Regions from separate parts of the Mus musculus genome. Here region 2 is linked to region 1. The links are chromatin contacts, found by Hi-C in ENCODE. All regions are on one chromosome and are shown on one strand. The core of a region is the stretch at or near the end of the contact, and the rest is flanking DNA. Distances in the headings are between cores, read along the strand shown.

Evidence for each region. A loop is a pair of places that touch in the nucleus more often than their neighbours do.
Region 2: a loop to region 1 is called in a map of mouse embryonic stem cell, with 4 times the contacts of the local background. The contact joins the promoter of Fgf8 here to the enhancer-like site in region 1. A Hi-C loop is called at or near these places in 3 of 37 maps with a recorded cell type or tissue (T-helper 1 cell, T-helper 17 cell and mouse embryonic stem cell).

Annotation. Positions count from the first base shown.
Region 1 is chr19:45,236,936-45,242,574 of GRCm38, forward strand. No RefSeq gene overlaps it. Among named protein-coding and RNA genes, the nearest start is that of Lbx1, 2.9 kb to the left of the region's middle. Within about 2 kb of position 3,849, at least 1 of the 3 ENCODE cell types and tissues checked has a DNase peak (open chromatin) inside an H3K27ac peak, as active enhancers do.
Region 2 is chr19:45,741,215-45,746,806 of GRCm38, forward strand. Fgf8 (fibroblast growth factor 8) reads right to left here and starts at 1,670. Exons shown (of 6, transcript NM_001166361.1): 1 at 1,439-1,670; 2 at 1,302-1,338; 3 at 697-783; 4 at 285-465. The coding sequence starts at 1,470. RefSeq lists enhancers at 1-437, 1-15.

The sequences.
Region 1 (5,639 bases), core at 2,599-5,098:
GAGGCCGGAGAATCTGGTTGTGGATCCCAGGGCCTGGAATCTCTGAATATTAGGCGAGCATTTTGTGTGCATCGTTATTTGAAAATGTTTGGTTTTCTTTTCTTTCTTTCTTTCTTTCTTTCTTTCTTTCTTTCTTTCTTTCTTTCTTTTTTTTTAACGTGTGTTTTGGCGTGTGGTACTCCGTGTGTCTTTTTTTTAACCGTTTATGGATCTCTGGGCATTTAGGCGGGTTTGAGTCTCAGCTATGCCTTTCTTTTCCCTTAAAACGCGACAGTGGGGCTGTGCTCTGGGGCCCTCTTCTCTCTTGCTACTCCATCTGGTTTATGTTGGGCCCGGATTTTCCACTTCTTCTCTTGGAAAAAGGAGGAAAGTAAGAGGGTGTAGGAACCAGACGGAAGAATACTTCTCCCTTCACTAGCTGCACACATCAGACTTGCTTTGTTTGTAAACTCCTGGATGGTCTGTGTACTCCAGAAGCACAACTTGGGTCAGAGAAAGGTTTCAAGAGCAGCTGGAGAATTTGTGGACCAGGGTAGGGAGTGGGACAGAAAGAATGGGATCCTCCCTATAGGCAGAGAGGGAGGGGGGGGGGGACTTAGCTGGGCTGGGGACTGGAACAGGCTTCTTCGGTGCAGGGGCCTGATATTTATTTAATCATTTGGATTCATGGCATTGTAGCCTTGAGGAGTAGAGAAAAGGATTTGTACCTGGAGTTCCCAGTGTGATGGGGGAACTGGCCTGCTTGGGAATGCTAGAAGCCATCTTTCTACTTCCTTCCCAGACTTCACCCTGCATCTTCGGGAGGTGGGGAGAAGGTAGGGGGTGCTCTGAGGCAGAAATGCTGATAGTAGAGGCTGGAGTTTCCTGAGTGCCACAGATCCATCCCAGGTCCTGATGCAGCAGCATCTCCTGCCTCCCACCTCCCAATCTCTCTGTCATCCCTGATGCCCTGGAAGCCCCAGGAGGTGCTAAGCCTTGTAACAGGAAGGTCTAGGGACTGGTGGAAGGAACAAGAGGGAGAAAGGGCCAGGGAAGCCTTGAAGGAGGGCACAGGGTACATCTGCTCTCTCCCTACTTCCTGCCTTCAGGATCCTGCCCTTCCCTGTTATAACACCAGGCCCTTGATGAAGACTACACCTTAAAGTTAAGCCCAGCGTTGTGGCTCACCTCCCAGTTTCTGAAGACAGGGAGAGTTGAGGATTTCTGAGAAACTGCCGAGAGGGGTGGAATGTGAACTGGGGAGCAGAAAGACCCATGCTCTCTGAGATCTTTGTTCATATCTTGTCAATTTCATTGACGTTCTACAGTCATTTGCTGTTTTACCTCCATGCACCTCCCCTTCCTGCCTTGCCCTATCCTGTGGTTTTGCTTCTTTGGCCTAATTGGTTAGCCCCTCAGCCAGGAGCTCAGCATGCAAGGAGCTGTGGTGCCACCTGGCATTTTGATGTTTCTGTTCATTTTGCCCAGATTAGTTGTCCAGGCCACCTTGAAACCTATTTACTTGCCCTGGCTGCCTCCTTTTCCTGAACCTGAAAGTCTACCCTATCTTCAACTTCCCAGCCCCCAAGAAAAAAAAAAGCTGTGTGGTACACCTGGGGTCTTCTAGAATCTTGGGAACCCAAATCCACTGGTCTTTAGTACCCCTCCTGAAGAGCAATGGTGTCTACTCTGAGTTGGTGATAACACTCCCCCTCCTCTTCCCCTTCTCTCCTGCCAGAGTTTGGGACCCTTGAGTACAAGAGCCTCATTCAGGGGACTCCAAGCAAACTGGATCTACCCACTCCTGGGAGACACCCAGTTCTTACCCATCAAAGATGTCAGATGAGTTCCCATACAGCAAATAAGGTCAAAATGATTGTACAAGGTGGAGGGGAATGGCCCTGGGCCAGACGGTGCTCTCAGAGGAGTTGAGAGATCACAAGAATCAAAAAGGAGAGCAAGCTTCTGAATCAGAGAGTTCAGTGGGAGGATTGGAAGAAACCCAGTCGCCAAAGTTCCGACTTCCTCTTCCTATCCACACGCCCTCCCGGGACTCCTCACACACCCCAGTCACCCGCCCAGGGACTTTTTAGCTGGACCCTGAAATCTCCTCCGCTGCCCCAGAGGGACACCCATTGCAGGGACACCCATTGCAGGGACACCCATTGCAGGGACACCCATTGCAGAGGCTGCTGTTCCTGTGTCCCTGAGCATTGAATTATTGTGGCTCGAGTCCAGCCTCACTCCATCTCCAATGGAAGGAATTATTCTGACAAAATAACTGTTGGTAGTCTAATTTAGGGGAAATCCCAAACAAAGAGGGGGGGAGAAATATTCCATAAATTGTTATGGACTTGTGTTCTAAGGGGAACCCTGCAGACCCAAATGAAACAAGTTGTTTCTTAGCAAAGGACAATAATTCACTTAACCCATCCCCCAGGCTCATCAGATTCACCCCAGGTTACTTGGGTAGCCCCAATCATTTCCACCACCTACTCTCAAGCCAGACTTCCTTCTCAAGAGGACAGTCTGGGTCTGGCACCACTCTATATAAGTAATGGCCACTAGTTCTGATGGCTTTTGTCCCGTAGGGATTGCTACCCAGTCCCTGAACTTCAGAGAGTCCTTCTGCCATAGTCCTATCAACCTGGCTGAGCTAGGATTAGTCATCTTGGGTTTTATATTCTGTCCTGGGCCATGTCTATAACAGGAACAATAGCCATGACTATAAATAAAATACCATAAACCCTTACTTTGCCTGGTTCCCAGATAAGCTTTATTCATTTGTTACTTTACAACTTGTTGAGGTAGTTATGACTAATATTTCTCATTTTACAATAAGAAAAATGGGGAGATAGCCAGGATCCTATCTAAAGACATGCGCTTGTTGGGGATTAATTGGGATTGGAACACTATTATTGTTCCCCAACTCAGGTCTGTGCTCTTATTCTCTGATCTCTGTGACTCTTAACCAGAGGTCTCTCCAGGCTCTGTGAACAGGTTTCAGGAGTTCTGAAGACTCCAACACTCCGTGTAAACTTCATCTACAAGCCTGAGTGGATATATAATATATATATATATATATATATATATATATATATATATATATATATATATATATATATATATATATTTCTGTGTCTAATATTATGTAACACAGTGGATTCTCAAAAGGGTTGGAGATCCAGAAAAGGCAAAGGGTAGAAGGAGGCCGACAGGGGGAAGGGAGGCAGGCCAATGGGGAACAGGAAGAAAGCTTCCTCCTCCCAGGCCTAGGAAGCAAGAAGCCAGCTGCTCCAAACACCAGGCTGGGCTCCAAGCCTACTTCTGAACCTGCCTGGCTCTCCCTTTGCCAGGCACAGCTCTCCTGACCTCTGCCTAAGGCTGTGGGGGCAGGGTTTGCGCCTGGGCTATTCTTTAGGGAGCACACACACAACTGCTCCCTTCCTTCTTTGGTGGAATGAATTCCTTTAGAGCACTGTCAAGGCACTTCCTGCTCATGGATGGAGGGACTAAATGTTTTTTTGTTTTTTTTTTTTTTTTTGCTTTTTTTGTTTGTTTGTTTGTTTGTTTGTTTGTTTTGGAAGCTGTGAAGGAAGCACTGACACACAGACACCAAATGACAGAGACATCAAAGGATGGAGACACCAAAGAATGGAGACAGGCTGAAATGCAAGAGTCCCCCAGGGATGCTTGAGGGCTGTGTGGTACCCAGTCTCTAGATCCTCTCCTTTTGTTCTAGGCCTTTGCCCCCACTCATCCAGGGTCAGAATGGCCTCTTCCCCTCTCTTCCTGGCAACTCTTTCCCTATGCCAGTGCCCAGCTCATCACCTTGGGGAACTCCTCCCAGGCTCCCTCAGCAGACCCCCTGAGAGTCACTGTCACCTTGCCAGACATGTGATGGTTTGTCTGTCAACCCTTCTGCTTCTCTCTCCATCTGGTTGTGAACTTGGGGAGGACAGGGCAACCATTTCTCTGTGTGCCCCCTGTGCCAGCCCGGGGCACGTAGAGTTCCCCAGATAGTTGTTGAATAAATAAACTAAACAGATAAGAGACAAAGAGAGACAGGCAGAGAACTCACTCAGTCTTGGCCCCTGAGAGAGGACATGAGAGTGTGCAGGAGAGGGTAGGTACATTGTTTTGGTCAGCTGCATGCAGACTGGTGCAGCACCCTGCTGCTCACGCCTCCAATACGTGCAGAAGGGTGCAGAGACTTCGTTCTTTGACGCTTTTTGCGGGGTGGGGGAGGGGTACTCTTGGGGGAAGCTAGGATCTGGATCCACTGTGGCCTGGCTGATAACTGGACTTCGTTTCATTTTGTTTTGTTTTAAACAGGATTGATTCCCTGCCATGGGATAGGTTCAGAGATAGAGAGGAAGAAAGGACAGAAGATTGGGTTGGAGTGAGGAGCAGAAAGGAGGGGCAGAAAACGCACCAATTGTATCCCAGTAGCTGGGGGGGGGTCGTCTGTGAAGATGGTAAAGAACCCTGTGTGTCTAAGCAGGGTTCACTAGTTCTGTTCCAAGCAGAAGTTGGCTTTGAAAAACCAGAAGCATTTGGGTAGGTGGTTGAGGGATAATCCTTTAGAAGCAAGGGAAATAGACCCGGTAAAGGTGTCTGCCCGGGAGACAGGGCCTCCTTCTGTTGCGTAGGCAGTGAATTACTGGCCTGGAATGAAACCCCAGACCCTGGTGTACCCCGGAAGGTTATTGGAGTGCTGTTTAGCCCTTGCCTGGAGGGGCTGAGGAACAGCATCCTGCCTTTGGGGATGGTCCAACAATGCAGGTCTCCTTCCACCTTCCAGCTTTTGACATTCTTTTTTACTAACTTGGGGGGGGGGGGAGTCGTGGTAACCCTGTTAATGGTAGCCGTATTCTCTGCTCCACCGAGGTTTCTTTGCCTTGGGGAGGGTGCTGGGCACAGGAGACATCGAAGTCTTGGGATATTATGCATGGTGGAAAGGCTGGGGCAAGGAAGTGGGAGAGGAGGCCAGGGTACTAAGAGCCAGTATTGGCGGCTAGGCGGGTGTGGGGGGCTGGGGGGCTGGGGGGCGGGAAGAAAGGCCTGAGTCAGGCTTCTCATAATAAACGGCACGTGAATAATTCAGCAGCCTGGGGGATCATTGCATTAGAGCCATGGCCACCCCATACTGCCGAAACAGCGGGCTCACCAAAGAGCTGGGGGCTCACCTACCAGCAAAAGTAAGAGACTTGGGTAGAGGTCCCCTTGCCCCTAGGCGGCTTGAATTATGCCCAGGCTGAATCCTACCAGCGCCCCTGTCCTGGATCTCCTTGGAGTTCTCTAGTCAATGACCACCTTCTGGACAGCAGTTGCCCCATCTAAGGCTCTACAGTGCTCCCAGTGCTCTCAGACTGTGGGCAAGAGAAAACATGTCCAGATGGGGCCAGGGTAGGAAAAGAGGATGTGAGTGTCTGCCCTGAGAAAGCCTGGCAGCTGAAGGGCCCTGACGGAAAGTGGATGTGGCTCTAAGCAAAGCCAAGAACAAGGGTTTCCTCCAGAGCTTGGAGCCCAGCTCCCTCCAGGCTGCTGTGGGCCACTGGGATTTCCCTTGAGATTGAAGTGAGTTACTGGCAAAGTGACAACAGAGCCCTCCACGGGCTCAAGTCCCCAGGGTACCCTAGCCCATGGCACCCGCAGGT
Region 2 (5,592 bases), core at 420-2,919, 500 kb after region 1:
TGCCTCCACCTGCAGCCGGGTAGAGGTGTGTGAAGATTGTAAGGGAGACTCCTGGATTCATTCATTTGCGGAGCAGGGAAGAGAGGGCACCTGTTGGCCTCGTCCTCCCCAGGGTCCCTTCCCCACTATTCTCTCCAGCTGACCCCAAGGCACCTTTTCGTCTTAACTCCTTCCCTTCTCAGGTGGAGAGCCCGCAGGCCTTTCTGGCTGATGCAGCTGGGGCTGGCAAGGGGCGGCGAGGTCCAAGCTACCTCTCCTCTCCAGGGTCCGGGAATGCACCTTACCGAAGGGGTCTCCGTCTTCTGCCATGGCGTTGATGCGCTTGTTGGCCAGGACCTGCACGTGCTTCCCGCTGGTGCGGCTGTAGAGCTGGTAGGTCCGGATGAGGCGGCGGCTGAGCTGATCCGTCACCAGGCTCTGCTCCCTCACATGCTGTGTAAAATTAGGTGAGGACTGAACAGTTACCTTTAGGAAATTGAAAAATACACAGCACGCCATTATAACGCTACTCCGCCCAGGGGCCCCGAGTTGGTCCCCATTGCCCTTGTACCCGCCTCCCGCCGCGCCAGGCAGCCAGCGGGGACTGGGGGCATCCCCACAACATGCCGGCTCAGGCCACCAACCCCCTCGGGGAAGTCGCGCAGACCCAGCCCAGGATGGATGGATGAACCCGGGAATGAGGGAGTCTGGACCCACCTGTTGGGAAACACCCTGGGGCTCCCGGCCAGCTCGGAGCAGGGAAGTGGGCTCCCTGCCCAGCGCAGGCCCCCCGCCCGGGCCTTCCTAGAGGAGCAGGGTGCTTTTAAGTAGCGAGGCAACGCTACCCGACCCGTGACATTTATAAAGACAAATTTACGGAGCAAATGTTGAGAATGCAAAGGGCCTAGGTTAACACGATCGTTGGCCCAAACCGGCCACAGGTCTCCCCAGAGAGCAGCGGCGAGGATATTCGCTGCAACTACATCCCAACTACCCTTGACAAGGAACACCCGCTGACTCCAGCTCCCGCCTTCCTAGGAGGCCAGGTGTGGCTACAGGTAGCCTTCCCATCCACCCGAACTGGCCAGTCGCTGGGCTCAAGACCCTTGGGTTCTAGTCTCTCCACTCACTCGCTGTGTGACTTTAGGCAGGACACTGTCTCTCTGTTCCTTAGATCCCTCCTCGGGGTAGTTTGGGGCTGGATTTGTAAAGTTCTTTCCAGCCCTGCTGCGCTGGCCGAAGGGTCGGTCCTCGTGTCCCTGCCCGAGAGTGTCAGCTGGGTTCCCCGCGCCCGGCCCCCGCTTCTGCGCAGCGCTCCTTACCTGGGCTTGGAGGCAGAGAACCAGCAAGTGCAACAGCCTGTGGGAGACAAAAGCGGGCAGGAAAGAGGCGCGGGGTGAGCGGAGAGGGCTCGGCGGGCGCTGGCCGACGGGGACGCGGGGGCGACCGCGGTACTCACAGGCAGCTCAGCGCGGAGCGGGGGCTGCCCATGGCGCGCGGCCCCGGGAGCACTGAGAGCCCGAGCGGGGTCACGCCGTCCCACTGGAGGCCGCGGGGGGACAAGCCGAAGGTGCGGAGGCTGAGGGAGGTCGGGGTGCGGGAGGCCAGCGGCTATCCCGACGCGGCTCGTGGAATGTCGTGCTCGCCGCGCGCGCCGAACCCCTCTGAGCCGCTGCTGGAGCCGGTGGCCGCTGGCTGCTCAGGAGCCCGAGCAGGCGGGAGGGTAACGGGCCTGTGGGGTGGGTGGGGAGGTGGGAAGGGAGGGGGAGGGCAGGGGCGGGGGGCGCCGCACCGGCCGCGAGGGGGGAGCGCGGGGCGGGCGGCCGGAGCCCGCACCCCCGGCTGGGCGCTGGGGCCGGGTCGCCGCCCGGGGCGGGGGCGGGGCGGCCGGGGGCGGGGCGGCGGGCAGAGCAGGGATTGGGGGGTCTGGCCCAGGGGAGGGGTCTAGGGACCCGCGGGAGGGGCGGGGGCGGCTGGTGTGGGCGCCTCCCACTACCCTTGCCTGTCTCTTCCAGCGTTCCGGGGGCGGGATCGTCCAGGGATTGGGGGGCGTCTGGGACAACATGTTTAGTGGGGTCCCGTACACTTGAGTCCTGCAGGACTGTTGATCTGCTTAGGGTCGGGTCTGCTTATCTCTGGCCTCCTAGAAGGTCTCTGGGTCGCCTAATGTGTGCTGCGGTCGCACGCGCCCCTCTTGGGAGCCTGCAGCTAACAGTGAACTGGGCCCCGGTGCTGAGCGTCCCCTTGGGCGCCACTGGAACCCGGTGCCTTCACCTTTCTAAAAACCCAACCCCGCTGGTTTTCTGTCTCACAGTCTCCAAAGAGGCTCTGGGAGGGAGAAATGCCCCTTGCCACCCCATTATCACCTTCAGCCTTGCTCCTGTCCATCCAACTGCACTAGTCTATAAAGCTTAAGAAAAACCTTGAAGCGTCTATGTGGTAAGAGCTCAGGGGTCTCTGAAGGACCCACAGCCACTGCTTCTGAGCAATTAGCAGGGGCAAAAATAACTACGTTCAGCAACATTCAGGACACGGACCCAAGCTGCCTAGCCTTTCCCCTTCTGAGTTCCAGGTTTTCCTTGAGCAGGTACCTGGTGTCTTGTGTCACTTGGAAGAGGGAGGTGCTGGTGAGAAGGTAGAGACTTCTGTAAGCCTTTTCAAGCCCGTCGCCCCATTGCTTTCTCCATAGGGTTTCTGGGAACCCTGAGCCACTATTTTGTTACCGCAGGCACAGAGATTTCCCAGGCCAGGTATTTTTGAAGACCAGGTGGCTCCGTGGATGTACCACCCAGCTCTGCCTTCATCCACAGCCTCCCCTCTACTGATCCTCTGTGCCTCCGGGGTAGAACTAGGGGTTTGCGGTGGCCCCAGAAAGTCTTTGTAGGCTAAAGAGAGGCAAGCAGGCCCTTGTCAGTCCCCATCCGGTTCGGCCTGCCGCCCCCCTTTTATGCATCCCATCTTGCAAATGCAAACACGGAGTAATATATATATATATATATATATATATATATATATATATATATATGGTTAGGGGAGTCCATCTCAGCCCTTCAAGTGCTGAGCAATATAGAGAAGAACTGGTTCCAAGGAGACAGTCTCAGCCCTCCTCAGAGTAGACTTCCTGAGCTCATAGGTGAGTCTCCTCACAAATTCTGTTCCCCGCTGTTTTGATCCACCCAGACCTGGAGGTGAGGGAGGAATCTGTCTTACAGGCCCAAGGATTGAAGCTCAGGGCAGAGCTGTAGCTCTGCAGGTAGTGTTGGATGGATGGATGGGGGCCACCTGACTGAGCCATTAGACTATCTTCCACCTTTGGTGGCTTCACCTGCCAACCGATGGTAGCTTTTATCTGTCAGTGATTTGGCAGGCAATAGCTCTTTTCAGTCCCACTGGAGAGTGGGCCCATGAAGGGGGAAATGGGGTAGACGGACTCCAGTGTCCAAGGGGTTGACAAAGGCCAACCCCTTGCTTTCTCTGTGTGCTTGCTGAGGGGCCTTTAGAATGACTTGTCTTTTTTTTTTTTTTTTCATTGCTTCAAGCTGACAAAGGTGATATCTGTTTGCTCACAGAATTTACTTCATGTGTGGAGCATATGAGATACTCAGGAGTGTTTATTCTTGAGTGTATCGACGAGTAAATGCCTAAACAGATGGAAAGCGAAGGATGGGCTCCCCTGGAAAAGGAAGGGCCCTCTCTTCACTATGGACACAAGACTTTGAAAATAAGTTTGAGTCACAAGACACAGGTAGGGATCAGGAAGCAGTCTGTCAGTAGATCCTGGGTTTTAGTTCCTCCCAGGTGTGGTGTGTGTGTGTGTGTGTGTGTGTGTGTGTGTGTGTGTAGGGCCGAGCACCTGAGTTGTAACAGGGTTAGGGAGCCTCCAGAGATGAACCTTATTGATTCACCATCTGTGAATCACCTCCCTCACCCTCAGTGGACACCAGCGCGGCCTCTCCCCCCCCACCCCCCAAAAGGTCCCAGGTCTCCCAGGTTTTACTCCTACATTTGAACTCTGCTTCCCACTTCTGAGAGACAGAATTCTTTTACATGTGAAAACTCCTATGGATTCAGAAGAGCTTCACCTAGCTCTTCAGGATCCTTCTGGTCTCCCCAAAATGTCCTGTCTTTGGGAGGGGGGCGAGGATAGATGTGCCTCCCCCACAGTGGGCACCCAGAGCAGGCGGTGACTGACAGATGCAAATGTGCCATCGGGCTCCCGCAGGCCGCTCTCCCTCCCTCCCTGGCTAGCCTGCCTCCCGGCCAGCTCCCTCCTTCCTTTATCTTATCAAAGCCCCGTAATTACAATTGCTATTTTGTTTCCTCGAATCTGCAATCAGAGCTCCCTCGCCTAGATGAGGGAGCGCCTGTCATCCTGATCTCTGAGTGACAGCCTGGCCACCTTTCCCTGCCGCCCCCACACTCCGCAAACACAAACACACACATGCACACACTCCCTCCTGCAAACACAAACACACACTCTTTGCCAACACAAACGGCTCTCTCTGCAAACACGCGGTCGCCGGGACCCAAACTCGCCCCTCAGATTCACACCCAGGCCACCATGCCTGCAGGTCACAGCCTTGCGCGCCTCCAGTGCCCAGCGTTCAAAGTGACACAGACTCTGTCAGGATGGTTCAAATGCAAATCTCTGCAACTGCGTTAGCCGCTTCTAACCAAGACAGAAAGCTGCCGTCCTGTCCTTCGTGTCTGTCCCCATACCCCATATCGGGTAGCTTTTCTTTCAGCATTGTCCAGACACCATCATATGCCTACATCGCACAAGTTCTCTGAGGCCAGATAATTGGCAGCACTCCTGTTGTGTGCCGAGAGTGCAGAAAAGGGCTATCCCGAAAAGGTGTGATCTGGAAAGAAGGAAAAAACAATTCCCAGGTCTGTCTGCACGGCGCCGCAAGGGGCCGGGGAAAACTCCTGAACTAGAAGGCAAATGTGGATTGGGCTCCCACTGCGGGCAGGGCTGTGCTCGACGTCCACCCGCCAGGAAAACAGGCCAGAAATACAATGGGCGATCAGTGGAGTCACAGGGGGTACACTGATGGTGGGGGAGTATGAGCGTGGGCTAGGCGAGTGAGTTTGGAAGGTTTCCGGAGATGGCCGCACTTAACGCACGCACGTGAGAAAGAGTTGGCGGCAGGAGCCGAAAGGAGGCAGGAAAAGTGAGTGCCCCCAACTAACTCCTCTCCTCTAGCATGGGCGCTTCGTGTGAACGAAAACACATTTGCACTCAAAACTTAAGTGACTTATTCCCTCCTATCCTGCCTTAAATTTAGCTATCATTGAACCCACATAGAGCTGTACGACCACGAGCAGTTTTAAACACGCCCACCAGAGGGCGCTAGTTCCACCTTCCCCTCCCATTCGATCCTCTGCTAATGGCTCCTAGCCAGGGCCGTGGTGGAAACACCTGGAGGTAAGGTCCGGGACTCTAGAAAAGGCACCCGCGACCCTGACCCCTGAAACACAGACAGGCATCTTTCACTTGAGAAAAAGGGAGTCTGAAAACTTACCCCTAATTCCTCGCATAGATGGGGGAACACTTGTACAGTCAGGAGGAACCCCTACCCCATGAAGCCCAAGCGGGATACCAGTTCCTGA